2 separate regions of the Homo sapiens genome follow, and region 2 is linked to region 1. A link is an interaction called in ENCODE POLR2A ChIA-PET data of the cell type or tissue named here. Cell type or tissue: MCF 10A. All regions are shown on one strand. Links, peaks and the distances in the headings refer to the core of each region. The heading gives the core; the rest is flanking DNA.

What was found. Peaks named below come from ENCODE experiments on the same cell type or tissue, not always from the same donor. Only the 100,000 strongest peaks of a DNase experiment are listed, where the experiment ranks them.
Region 2: POLR2A ChIA-PET joins it to region 1 with 5 read pairs; 2 of 35 experiments call an interaction of 5 or more read pairs at or near these places.

What each region holds. Positions count from the first base shown.
Region 1 is chr1:24,291,730-24,298,893 of GRCh38, reverse strand. No RefSeq gene overlaps it. Among named protein-coding and RNA genes, the nearest start is that of GRHL3, 24 kb to the left of the region's middle. RefSeq lists a silencer at 743-990. In MCF 10A, for the core only: a CTCF peak has its summit at 3,983; DNase peaks (open chromatin) are centred at 3,853 and 4,393.
Region 2 is chr1:24,115,122-24,122,220 of GRCh38, reverse strand. IL22RA1 (interleukin 22 receptor subunit alpha 1) reads left to right here. Exons shown (of 7, transcript NM_021258.4): 7 at 484-2,450. The coding sequence ends at 1,416. Among named protein-coding and RNA genes, the nearest start is that of MYOM3, 6.5 kb to the right of the region's middle. RefSeq lists a silencer at 1,488-1,782. In MCF 10A, for the core only: no CTCF peak of the experiment used is centred there; DNase peaks (open chromatin) are centred at 1,840 and 2,240.

The sequences.
Region 1 (7,164 bases), core at 2,120-6,119:
GCTCCCGCTCTGCACTGCGATCTTTCTTTTTCTTTCTTTCTCTTTCTTTCTCTTTCTTTTTTTCTTTCTTTCTTTATCTCTTTCTCTCTCTCTTTTTCTTTCTTTCTCTCTCTCTTTCTTTCTTTCCTTCTTTCCTTCCTTCCTTCCTTCCTTCCTTCTTTCTTTCTTTCTTTCCTTTCTTCTTTTCTTTCTTTCTTTTTTTTTGACAGAGTCCCACTCTGTTACCAGGCTGGAGTGCAGTGGCCTCGGCTCACCACAACCTCTGCCTCCCGGGTTCAAGCGATTCTCCTGCCTCAGCCTGGGACTACAGGCACAGGCCACCATGCCCAGCTAATTTTTGTATTTTTAGTAAAGATGGGGTTTCACCATGTTGGCCAGGATGGTCTCCATCTCTTGACCTCATGATCCGCCTGCCTCGGCCTCCCAAAGTGCTGGGATTACAGGCGTGGGCCACCGCACCTGGCCAACTGCAAACTTTCTTAGTCCCCTTAACCACTCTGTGTAGTGGGTATTTGGTTCCCCTTTGCTCAAGGCCACACAGCTCTTAGTGACAGAGCTGAAATGTGAACTCAGATCCACCAACTCTAGTCTTAACTAGGAGTTAACTTAGTAGTTCTTAACTGCTGCTATCCAAGACTCGTTCATTTGCTGACTGCCCACCAGAGGCTGGGTGTTCATTGAAATACTTATTGAGCACCAGCTATGCGCTGCCCTATTCCAGGAACAAACAGGCCATGATCCCTTCTGGACGATGCAGCTTCTGCCCTGGTCCCAGACTGCTGGGGTGCTGGGCTCTCACCTGCCTCACCAGGGGCAAGTTCAGCGGTACAAAAGCACATGGCTGCCCTCTCTTCTTTTTCTTCCTCTTCCTCCTCCTCCTCTTCCTCCTCCTCCTCCTCCTTCTCCTATTCCTCCTCCTTCTCCTCCTCCAGCTGCTCTCCCCTCCTCCTCCTCCTCCTGCTTTCCTTCTCCATGTGCCAAGCCTGACAGCTTTCACCAGGAGAACTGAGAAGCCTCTCCCGAGGTCTGTTAACAGTGAGCTAAGGGCATGTCCCCTCTGTCATCCTTTTCCAAAGGAGAGGAAGATGCCCCACTTGACTAGCCCTCCTCCTCACCCAAGCCTTCCCTTAGGGTGGACATAACCTCCTCCGAAGCAGCAGCAGGGCTGCAGGACCAGGTGCACAGGCGGCGGCTTGGAGGGCCCTTGCACAGACCACTGTGTTTTGCAACCAGGAGCGGAAGGGAGGCTCAGAAAACATCCCCAGGAGCAATGACCCTGGTGGCCTGAGGGCTATTTCTCCCATCACATAAGCAACTACTGTCTGGGGTTTCAAAATCCTTTTTCAGGCTTCATCACTAAAAAGTGTTTTACTCCCAAATGACCTGTTGTCATCCTCCTGATCTTCTAGAGCTTTTTTTTTTTTAAATAAACCCCTCCCCTTGCTCAAGGTGAGGTGATGCCAAGACTGTCTAGGCTTAGCTTCAGGCTTCCAGCTGAGGAAGCTGAAGAGATTCAGTAGCAGAAGCCTCATAAAGAGAGGCTTCCCCCAGGGCCCTGCTTGTTCCTGGCTCCTGCTGAGGAGCAGACATAGACCAGACAGGCTGGGACATAGGGCTGGTTCCATACTCAAAATCCTGGTTGCCTTAACCTGGGTTTAAACAGCACATTTTGATAAACAGCCCCGCTCTGAGAACTGTACAGTGTTGCTAAACCCAGCCTCTCAGGGTAAAGCAAGGCAAGGGGAAAACAAACATTTTATGGCTGTGGAAAGACAGCCACTCCGGCCCCGTGCCCTTCTGTGACAGCTCTCATTACAGGAGAAGCTAGATCTAGAGGGAAAAAAGGGCCACACAGTCAAATACAAATATGGTGAACAATGATTTCTCTTTATTGTTTTGAAACAGAGTCTCGCCCTGTCACTCAGGCTGGAGTGCAGTGGCGCGATCTCATTCACTGCAACCTCCGCCTCTGGGGTTCAAACGACTCTCCTGCCTCAGCCTCCCGAGTAGCTGGGATTACAGGCGCCCACCACCAGGCCCCGGCTAATTTTTGTATATTTAGTAGAGACGGAGTTTCACCATGTTGGCCACGCTGGTCTCGAACTCCTGACCTCAGGTGATCCACCCACCTTGGCCTCCTAAAGTGCTGGGATTACAGGTGTGAGCCACGGCACCCAGCCTAATGATTTCTCTTTAGCTTCAACTCCCTGGGCTTTCTGGACGGTAGGGCTGAATTGAAGAAGGCATAAAAGCAGAAATTAGCCACTGACCTTGAGATATTTTTGTCTGAATCTGGGAGACAATTTTAAGCTAAGCTGGGGTTGGATTTACCAGAAATATCCAGGGGTTTACTTTTATTATTTATTTCAAATGTAATATATGTTTGTGGGAGAAAATTTTCAGAATTACCAAAGGCAATAAATAACTAAAAATTTAAAAACATTACTCCACCATTCAATGCTGATATTTTAAAACCTTCCAACCTATTCTTTCCATAGTAGATTTTTTTTCACAAAAATGGAATCACAGACAAGATATTATGTTTTATAAGCTTGCTTTTTTCTTTTTTTTGAGATGGAGTCTCGCACTGTCACCCAGGCTGGAGTGCAGTGGCGCGATCTCAGCTCACTGCAACCTCTGCCTCGTGGGTTCAAGCGATTCTCCTGCCTCAGCCTCCCGAGTAGCTGGGATTACAGGAACCCACCACCACGCCAGCTAATTTTTTTTATTTCTAGTAGAGACGGGGTTTTACCATGTTGGCCAGGCTGATCTCGAACTCCTGACCTCATGATTCACCCGGCTCGGCCTTCCAAAGTGCTGGGATTACAGGCGTGAGCCACCGCGCCCAGCCTAAGCTTGCTTTTTTCCAAAAAATGTATCAATAGATTTTGTTGTTATTAATGAATGTATCAATAGTTCTTAAGCCCACTGGGCAAATTATTAAGACTCTGTAACTAGAAATGATTCCCCCGCAGCATCCTGAGAGATGAACATGATTCCGCACAGTGACTTCAGGGTGGCTTATTAAGGGGATAAACTCCTCCACCTCTTCTTGTTAAGCATGTCTGTTCGACAGTCCAAGCCCAAGATGAAAGGCAAGTGGCATGGCTGAATCAGCACTTTGGTCCCACCATGCCTGCCACCTGTTTTATTAAGCGTGCCAGTGTGTCAAGTGCTGAGGAATGAAAAGAAGGGTGTTGTTGTCAACCGTGACTTTATCCCCTCACTCCAGGCCTTCCCTCAGCCACCTCAGCTGGAGAGGCCTTGAGGCTGAGGAAAAAGTGCCTTCCAGGAAAGCAACTGCACACATTTACCTCAGAAAATAGGAAGCCCCCAAGAGCAGTGAATGAAACATTACTTTGCTGTCTTTGGAGGCCAATTTCCAGGTCTCTCCATTTTAAAATGAATGCAGATACAAAATCTCCTCAGTCCCCTGTAGCCGCGTGTGTCGTGTTTGTCCCCTTGGGACAGAAAATGGTGAGCTTATGTCCTGTGGTGAGCAAGAGCCCCCCTTGACCTGAAGTAGCTTCCATCCGTCCCTCAGCCTCCCCCTTTTCCTTTCCAGTAAAGAAACCCAGTTGCCTGGTACAGTGTCAGACTTTGCAAGGCTGTTAACGACCTATAAAAGTCCAAAGACAGACTACTCCAGAAGGAGGAATCACTGACTAAGGAAATCCTGAATGCCCTAAGCCTGCTCATTAACAAGAGGCGAATAATAACAGCCAAAGTGGAGAAGCTCATAAATTACCCAAGGAAGCCCAACGAAGTTGGGGGGTGGGGCCTGACCAATGGAATCCAGGGTTCACTTCTGGGGTTAATGGAATCCTGGCTGGTCCCTGGGATTGCCCAAGGCCAGGCGTGGTGTTTCCTTCCTGCCTTGCTGGGAGAGGTGTGGAAGTTTGAGGGAGGTGATTATTGCAGAGTCACCAGCAAATCAGGGCGATACTTGCTCTGGGCCACAGAGGGAAGTGGGTCACGCACTGGAGAGTATTAGAACTCCAAGCTTTGTCTTGGCGATGTGCTCCCAGATAAGTAAACAACATCCCTCCCTTTCCCTCCCCCTACTGGGCATCTTCCACTCCCAGTCATTTATCACAGGCTGAAGAAAACACATTATTAAAAAGAAAAAGGAAAGGCGGGGAGGAAGACCTAGGACTTCTCAAACCCCTTTCCTTCCAAGAGCTCCAGGCTCCATGCTATGATCACTATGAGCTTCCCGGACGGGCTTCCACACCCCCAGCAAACTGGGGGATGAGTTTAATTTGCTTTCCATTAAAGCTCCTGCTACTTACTAAAGATTTCACAACGTAATGGCTCAGTATAAGCAAAATGGAAGCCCCAGGCATGACTCAGCCCACCTTTTCATGACTCAGGATCTGGAAGAAATTGGAGAATGTATGATCAAATCTCGCCTGTGGCACATCCAGTACGAAGAGGTTTCCCAATGCCCTGATGTTTGTGTCTGTGTAGACGGTGATTTCATCACTCCACCAATAAAGCCTAACAGTACCAACAACAGCAAAAGAATATGGTAGCTGACCCTTATGGAGCCTTATCCATCCCAGGCATTAATAGACACACACGTTTCCTCCTCCGGCCCTCATGCTAAACTCAAGAGGAAACCTAGGCTCAGAGAGGTGACGTGACTGCCCAGATCGCACAGGGTGAGAGCCATGGCCAAACTCGGGGCCCAGTTCCCTAACTGTAGGACTACAACCACATTTTGGTGCCATATTTGATACAAACTCAGGTAGAGGTTAAGATCACGGGCCAAAGAGCCAGAAAGTCCTTGGAGACTGTCTTGGCCGCATACTTTAGGGTGAGTCACTTTGCCTTCCTGAGTCTCACCTGTAAGATGGGGGAAATAATACCGTTTGTGAGGATTAAATGAGATTCTTCACATAAAACGCTTAGCACACTTGTAATAAGTTGTCTGTAACTGTAGGTTGCCATGGACTGGGAGTGCCGGCTTCTGGGGGCACCCAGGTGGGAGGGTTTGGGGAGGGCCCCAGCAGGGCCCTTAGAGGAGCCGCAGAAAGCAGCGTTTGCCATTTCCACAATTTCGATGAAACCCATAATTATAACCCCTCCTGCCACCCCTGGCCCTGGGGCAGTGATAGAATCTTGCTGCTTTCGGGGTCAGGCCTAATCACCACATGGATGGGCAGGCACAGGGTGCTGTGGGAGATGGGTGGGGGACAGGTGGGAGAGGGCACTTGTGTCTGAGTCAGGCAGCAGGACACACCCAGAACTGCACCGTGGCGCACCCACCCAAATGCAGAAGCTGCTGCGGCCCCTTTCACAGGAGATCGCAGAGTGAGATTGCAAGGCCTAGAATTTCTGCCCAGGTTTTTTTCCCTCCTCCCACCCTAGGAGCACATATGTAACATGCTGAATTTGAGCCAAAGTCATATTAAATAACAGCTCCTCTGAATTGAGTTCTTACCGTATACCAGGCCCTAGGCTGGACACGTTTTATTTATATTCTAATTTAATCCTCACAACAGCCCCATGGGATGGTATCAGTTGGGTACACATATGTAGCAGTTACTATGTGCCAGGCACTGTTTTAAGCATTTCACGTCTATGACTATCCACGCCTATGAGGGGAGTACTATTATTTCTCCCTTTTTACAGCTGGAGAAACCAAGGCACATAGAGTGAAGTAATCTGCTCAAGGTCACAGGGCTAGAAAATGAGGGAGCCAGGTCTCAAAGCAGGGCAACTGGACCTGTGCACACACTTAACTTCTACATTACAAGCCTTCTCTACCCCACGAGCTACTGTTATTATCCCCATTTGGCAGATGAGCAAACTGAGGCTCAGAGACCAGAGCCAGGATCTGGCGCCAAGACCCATGCTCAAATCGTTATACCAGACTGGCCTACACTCTGACTGCAGTGCGTCTTTTTTTTTCTTTTTTTTTTTTTTTTTTTTTGAGATGAAGTCTCGCTCTGTCGCCCAAGCTGGAGTGCAGTGGCGCAATCTTGGCTCGCTGCAATCTCCGCCTCCCGGGTTCAAGCAATTCTCCTGCCTCAGCCTCCCGAGTAGCTGGGACTGCAGGTGCGCACCACCATGCTGGACTAATTTTTTTGTATTTTCAGTAGAGACAGCGTTTCATTATGTTGGCCAGGCTAGTCTCAAACTCCTGATCTCATGATCTGCCCGCCTTAGCCTCCCAAAGTGCTGGGATTACAGGCATCAGCCACCGCGCCCGGCCAGTGGGTCTTTTTTCAGTAGGACATGAATGATGTGATTTAAGGAAAAGAGAGGGGCAGAGAGCCCCAGTGCCTAGAAATAACCACAGCCAGTAGCCCTTACACCTGTAAGTGTTACTTTTCTTCTCATTTTATGTATGAAAAAAATTAAGTCCAGAGAGGTGAGGTCCCTGTCCTGCCAGGGAGCAACCGGGCTGAGGCTTGAACCCCTGACTCCTGAGCCAAAGCCCCAGTGTGTCTCTTCTTCCAGGCAAGGTGTCTGAAATTCCACTCTAAGAAATTCATTATTTGGGTCCTGAAAGTGTTTGGCCTTCAAATCATTTAAAAAGAATTTGTTGAGCAGCGACCTTATTCCAGATGTTGTGCTGAGTCAGGGGTTTTCACACTGTGTTTGAGGCCTAGAAGCTCTGAGACAGCGTCCCTGGTGGGTCTGAGATGCTCACACAGGTGGGGCTGCCCCCAGTCCCCTTCCCCATTCTGCCAAGAACTGCTTTCTTATATCTGTTTTATTTTGAGATACGTATAGATTTTGCTTTTGAAGAGAGAGTTCCACAACTAAACATGCTTTAAAATCACTGTATTTGGTCCTGGGGACGTAGAGGTGGTCTGTCATGTCCCAGCTTCAAAGAGCCACCTGGGACAGACAGGAAAACTCATTGCAGTACAGCTTAGCAAACCCCCAGGCAGGTGTGAAGTGCGGAGACAACGCAAAAGAAGAAGTGATTTAGCTCTGGGGCAAAGGAGGGAGAAGGCTTTCTAGAGGAAGGGACATTGAACTGAACTTGAAAAGACTCTGGATTCTCTGAGCAGCCGAGGTAGAGAGAGCATTCCAGGTGGAAGGAACAGCATGGCCAAGGCACAGAGGTGTAGTGGGAAGTGTATTGAGGGAACCTGAAGGAATCCTGGAATGGAAGGTGTGGGACACCAGCACATCGTCATCAGCTAG
Region 2 (7,099 bases), core at 1-4,000, 170 kb after region 1:
GAGGGACAGAGGAGCTCTGAGGGAGTTTTGCTCAATGTGCAAGTCCAGATGAAGCATTTTCTGTAAAGCTCTCCCGGTCTCTCCTGGCTCCTTCTTTTCCCACCCTGACCCTGTATTAGGCCCTCAGGGACCCGTGGGCCAAGCAACAATGCGGGCCACCACCTCGAGATCATGCCCCAAGGCAACCCCAAATCCTGGTCATCTACTCCCTGGATTATCCGCCTCCTGGAGAAACCAGAGCCCAGATCTCTCTCCCTGAGATAACCCAGGCTTTAGAACCAAAGAGCTGAGAGACCCTGTCCCTTCAGAGAGGCACTTGCACCTAGAGGAGTCTCTGGGAAGCAGATGGGGATATGGGACAGACGCATCTTGAAAAAGCCCCCAGATGCCTCCCTATGGAGGACCTCACCCACCCACATCACCAGTAGGGAGCTTGGGACTTACCCTAACCACAGGGGGGTGACTGTTGTCGTCCCTGCACAGAACGTCCAGCGAGTCCTGACTTTCCAGCCGCTGCGCTTCATCCAGGAGCACGTCCTGATCCCTGTCTTTGACCTCAGCGGCCCCAGCAGTCTGGCCCAGCCTGTCCAGTACTCCCAGATCAGGGTGTCTGGACCCAGGGAGCCCGCAGGAGCTCCACAGCGGCATAGCCTGTCCGAGATCACCTACTTAGGGCAGCCAGACATCTCCATCCTCCAGCCCTCCAACGTGCCACCTCCCCAGATCCTCTCCCCACTGTCCTATGCCCCAAACGCTGCCCCTGAGGTCGGGCCCCCATCCTATGCACCTCAGGTGACCCCCGAAGCTCAATTCCCATTCTACGCCCCACAGGCCATCTCTAAGGTCCAGCCTTCCTCCTATGCCCCTCAAGCCACTCCGGACAGCTGGCCTCCCTCCTATGGGGTATGCATGGAAGGTTCTGGCAAAGACTCCCCCACTGGGACACTTTCTAGTCCTAAACACCTTAGGCCTAAAGGTCAGCTTCAGAAAGAGCCACCAGCTGGAAGCTGCATGTTAGGTGGCCTTTCTCTGCAGGAGGTGACCTCCTTGGCTATGGAGGAATCCCAAGAAGCAAAATCATTGCACCAGCCCCTGGGGATTTGCACAGACAGAACATCTGACCCAAATGTGCTACACAGTGGGGAGGAAGGGACACCACAGTACCTAAAGGGCCAGCTCCCCCTCCTCTCCTCAGTCCAGATCGAGGGCCACCCCATGTCCCTCCCTTTGCAACCTCCTTCCCGTCCATGTTCCCCCTCGGACCAAGGTCCAAGTCCCTGGGGCCTGCTGGAGTCCCTTGTGTGTCCCAAGGATGAAGCCAAGAGCCCAGCCCCTGAGACCTCAGACCTGGAGCAGCCCACAGAACTGGATTCTCTTTTCAGAGGCCTGGCCCTGACTGTGCAGTGGGAGTCCTGAGGGGAATGGGAAAGGCTTGGTGCTTCCTCCCTGTCCCTACCCAGTGTCACATCCTTGGCTGTCAATCCCATGCCTGCCCACGCCACACACTCTGCGATCTGGCCTCAGACGGGTGCCCTTGAGAGAAGCAGAGGGAGTGGCATGCAGGGCCCCTGCCATGGGTGCGCTCCTCACCGGAGCAAAGCAGCATGATAAGGACTGCAGCGGGGGAGCTCTGGGGAGCAGCTTGTGTAGACAAGCGCGTGCTCGCTGAGCCCTGCAAGGCAGAAATGACAGTGCAAGGAGGAAATGCAGGGAAACTCCCGAGGTCCAGAGCCCCACCTCCTAACACCATGGATTCAAAGTGCTCAGGGAATTTGCCTCTCCTTGCCCCATTCCTGGCCAGTTTCACAATCTAGCTCGACAGAGCATGAGGCCCCTGCCTCTTCTGTCATTGTTCAAAGGTGGGAAGAGAGCCTGGAAAAGAACCAGGCCTGGAAAAGAACCAGAAGGAGGCTGGGCAGAACCAGAACAACCTGCACTTCTGCCAAGGCCAGGGCCAGCAGGACGGCAGGACTCTAGGGAGGGGTGTGGCCTGCAGCTCATTCCCAGCCAGGGCAACTGCCTGACGTTGCACGATTTCAGCTTCATTCCTCTGATAGAACAAAGCGAAATGCAGGTCCACCAGGGAGGGAGACACACAAGCCTTTTCTGCAGGCAGGAGTTTCAGACCCTATCCTGAGAATGGGGTTTGAAAGGAAGGTGAGGGCTGTGGCCCCTGGACGGGTACAATAACACACTGTACTGATGTCACAACTTTGCAAGCTCTGCCTTGGGTTCAGCCCATCTGGGCTCAAATTCCAGCCTCACCACTCACAAGCTGTGTGACTTCAAACAAATGAAATCAGTGCCCAGAACCTCGGTTTCCTCATCTGTAATGTGGGGATCATAACACCTACCTCATGGAGTTGTGGTGAAGATGAAATGAAGTCATGTCTTTAAAGTGCTTAATAGTGCCTGGTACATGGGCAGTGCCCAATAAACGGTAGCTATTTCCTGTTGTGATTTTTTTTTTAAACTACGTTACACAAGGAGTGACCCCCTCCCCCAATTCGGATTGGCTTCAGACACACCTGGCATTTTCTCATGGGCTTAAATGACCTGGATTTCCTCAGGACAGGCAAAGCCAGAGGGGTCTGGGGTGGGAAAGAGGAGGGACTGCAGGGCCTTCTAGAGACAAGAGTTCAGAGACAAATGATGTGGAACCTTCTCCCTGAGATCGTAGGCAGAAGCCATTGTGGGTGGCAGTGGTAATCTCAGACGGCCTCTGTCCATCCAGCCTCCCTGATCCCCCACAGAGGCAGTGTTGCACACTCTGTGCTCTCAGACTGCTGCCATACCCTCCGTATCACTGCATCTCAGACGACCCCTACCATGAGGAAGCCAAAGTCCAGAGGGAGAGGGGACCTACCCGAGATCCCACTATTGAGGCTGTGACAGAGTTGGAGTGCAAACCTAGGGCTTTTTGTCCTCATCGAGAGAGGAAGCTTTCCACACCTGCTTGGATTCTTGGAGGATGAGACTAGTGGAGGCTAAGGAGGGGAGGCCTCCTAATGGGGTCCCCAAGAGAAAAGTGCTCCTGGTCACCTTGCTCCAAAGTCTTTTTGTTTGTTTGTTTTGTTTTTCCTTTTGGAGAAAGGGTCTCACCCTGTGGCCTAGGCTGGAGTGCAGTGGCATGAACACAGTTTACTGCAGCCTTGACCTCCTGGACTCAAGTGATCCTCCTACTTCAGCCTCCCGAGTAGCTGGGACTACAGGTGCATGCCACCATGCCCAGATAATTTTTGGTATTTTTGGTAGAGATGGGGTTTCGCCATGTTGCCCAGGCTGGTCTTGAACTCATGGGCTCAAGTGATTGTCTTGCCTCAGCCTCCCAAGTAGTTGGAATTACAGGCGTGAGCCACCACACCTGCCCTCCAAAGCCTTTTCTGAACATTTCTGAGAAAGAGGATGGAACACCAGTCACCTCAGAGGGACCCTTCCCAGAGTGGACAGTGTCCTTCTCTTCCCAGGTACATCTCCTCTTCTCTTCCCCACCCCTCCCCTTTCCTGGGACACAGTGACAGGTGGTGGTGTTCTTATCTGATGGTAATTAATGTTTAACATCTCCTCGGTGTCACTGGTTTAGACCCAACACCTCCGTGCAGAGGGATGGGTCTACCTGGACAGCCCCCCCCAGCCCATTCACCCCTCCACGGCAGCCAAGTCAGCCGGATGACGGCTCCCCTCTCCCCACCCACTGCAAACAAGTCTACTTCCTGTTGCTTGGGTCACACTTGGCCAAAGGTTAACTGTCTTCACCTTGTTTATTGGTGAAAAACAACCTAACAGGTGGACTATTCTCACCAAGTGAGACCCAGGAGCTACAGAAGTTTTTTATTAAGACCAGGCGCAGTGGCTCACGCCTGTAATCCCAGCACTTTTGGAGGCCAAGGTGGGTGGATCACCTGAGGTTGGGAGTTCCAGACCAGTCTGGCCAACATGAGACCCCCTCTCTACTAAAAGTACAAAATTAGCTGGGCATGGTGGCAGGCGCCTGTAATCCCAGCTGCTTGGGAGGCTGAGGCAGGAGGATCACTTGAACCCGGGTGGCGGGGTTTGCAGTGAGCCAAAATCCAGCCATTGCACTCCAGCCTGGGCAACAGAGCGAGACTCCATCTCAAAAAAGAAGTTTTATTAAAAGCCATAAATATCTCTTCCAACTCACAGTAACACGAAGCTCTTTGCCCTCCTCCGGGTGACAAACATTTCAGAAATGATTCTGGGAGGGTGGAGTCTGAGTGTCTGAAGAGAGGGATGGATGGCTTCGAGTCTGTGACTCACCCCTCCTCAGGTTGGACCTGTCTGCACTGAGGGGCGGGGACCAGACTGCATGACCCCTGAGGTCCCATGCCTCCCAGGCAGCCCAGGCCTGCAGATAGAGCTGGAACCAGCCAGAAGGCAGAGCGTCCGCATACCCTGGAGCTGGCTGGGGACCTCATCGTTCCTGAGAGTCCTGGGTCCGATCCCATTTCCAGGAATCTCCACAGCCCCACCCTGCCCAGCAAGAGAGGTGATTCTCCAAGTTTTCACTTGCCTACAAGGTATGGCACAGTCAAGCCCAGGAATAAATGACTAGTAATATAATAGTAGCAGTAGTCAAAGTCATATGAAAGAGAAGAAGTCAACCGTGTTGCTTGGCCGTTATGTACTTGATCATTCATCCTCCTGGTACCCTTCTCTCCATGATAGGTTGTATTATTGATATTTCGCAAAGGAGGAAAATGTGTCTCAGAGAGATTACTTGCCCTAGTTCATGAAAATACTCTGGGAAGCTTACTAAAAATACAGCTTCCCCAAGCCCACCCCAGACCTGCTAAACTCACAGTTTCTAGGAATCTGGTTGTTTGTTTTTGAGACAGAGCCTCACTTTGTTACCCAGGCTGGATTGCAGTAGCATGATCACAGCTCACTGCAGCCTCCACCTCCCTGGCTCAGGTGATCCTCTCACCTCAGCCTCCCAAGTAGCTGGGACTACAAACACCCACCGCCATGCCTGCTAACTTTTGTATTTTTTGTATTTTTGTCAACAGGTTTCACCCTGTTGACCAGGCTAGCCTCAAACTCCTGGACCCAAGTGATCCTCCACCTTGGCCTCCCAAAGTGCTGGGGGGTATCTGCATTTTTCATAAACTTCTTTGGTGATTCCTCTGAAGCAAGTTGAGGGAACAGTGCCGTTACACCATCACTTTCTCTCTCCATAGCCTCAAATCAGCGCCCTAGAGGGACCCCCATTACACCCGCTGTTGCAACAGAGTTGAGGGTGGGGGTACTGCATGGCTGTGATGCCTGCAAACCTCTGACCTCCCAAGCTCCCGACTCTAGGAACATACAGGGCTTGCCTGAGTTTCCACCCAGAGAATTGGACCAGCAGGACTGGAGCTCCTCCAGATTTCCAGACAGCCAGAGCCTCTGTCCCTCCCAAGTCTGAGTGTCAACCTGGACAGGGAGACTATGGCCTGATGTCACCAATGCTTGTCCCCTGTCGCTGTCCCCACCTGCATTCCAGACCATGGGACAGAAACAATAAGCTGAGGCAGGTATTGCCAGAGAGATGGAGGCAGCCCCCACCTCCCCTGCTGGTGCTGACGCTGATGAGACAACTCTGAGACCCCAGAGCTGCTGCTCAGCTCCTTTGGCTACTTGAGCCCATTTTTCCTTCCCACTCTAAGGAGGAAGGGGGAGTAAGGAAGATATGCTTTGGCCAGTCCGTATGAGAAGAACAGCAGTTGCAATTAACTGGACTCCGAGAGCGACAGGGAGGGACGGGAGACTGAAGCAGGTACAGTGTCGCCACACAGGGGGAGAAAGCCACAGGCTTGGTTGCTGTCGGAGAAACAGCATGGAGGTTCAGAGCAGTCAGTTTGTTCTTAATGGTCATAAGTCCAGGGAAGGGAATAAAAGAGAAAAGAAGGCAAGGGGAGAAAGAAGAAAGATAAGCCAGGTACTATAGTAGGTATTTTACACATTTAACCTTATCTGAGTCTCCCAGCCATTCTGCAAGATAGGCAATTGCTATAGTCTGAATGTTGGAGTCCCCCCAAAATTCATATGTTGAAACTTCATGTAATAGTAGCAAGAGGTGAGCCCTTTGGAAGGCCATGAAGGCTATGCCCTCAATAATGGGATCAAGAGGCCAGCATGGTGGTGATTCAAGCCAGTAATCCCAGCACTTTGGGAGGCCAAGGTGGGAAGATCCCTTGAGGCCAGGAGTTTGAGACCAGCCCGGGCATCACAGTGAGACCCTGTCTCTACAAAAAACGCAAAAATTAGCCTGGTGTGGTGGTGCGTGCCTATAGTCCCAGCTACTCAGGAGGCTGAGGTAGGAGGATCACTTAAGCCCAAGAGGTTGAGGCTGCAGTGAGCCATGACTGCACCACTGCACTCCAGTCTGGGCAACAGAGCAAGATCCTGTCTCGGGGAAAAAAATAAAAATGGAATGGGATTAATGCCCTTATAAAAGAGGTTGAAGAGAGTGCCCTAGCCCCTTCCACCACATGAGGACTCCACAAGAGGCACCATCTATGATGCAGAGAGCAGGTCCTCACCAGACACTGAATCTGCTAGCACGTTGATCTTGAACTTCTTGGTCTCCAGAACCGTAAGAAATAAACTTTTGTTATTTATAAATGACCCTGTCTAATGTATTTTGTTGTAGCAGCTCAAACGAACTAAGACAGTAACCATTCACTGATTCATTTTTCTTTTTTTTTTTTTTTTTTGAGACGGAGTCTCTCTCTGGTCTCCCAGACTGGAGTGCAGTGGCGCCATCTCAGCTCACTGCAAGCTCTGCCTCCCGGGTTCACCCCATTCTCCTAACTCAGCCTCCTGAGTAGCTGGGACTACAGGAGCCCACCACCACGACCTGCTAATTTTTTGTATTTTTAGTAGAGACAGGGTTTCACCTTGTTAGCCAGGATGGTCTCGATTTCCTGACCTCATGATCCACCTGCCTCGGCCTCCCAAAGTGCTCGGATTACAGGCGTGAGCCACTGCGCCCAGCCCACTGATTCATTTGTAAATAAATGTGAATTGAGGGCCAGGTGTATGCCAAGCACTGTTCTCGGGGGTAGGGATATGGTCAGGCAGGCAAGTTCTCTGCTAT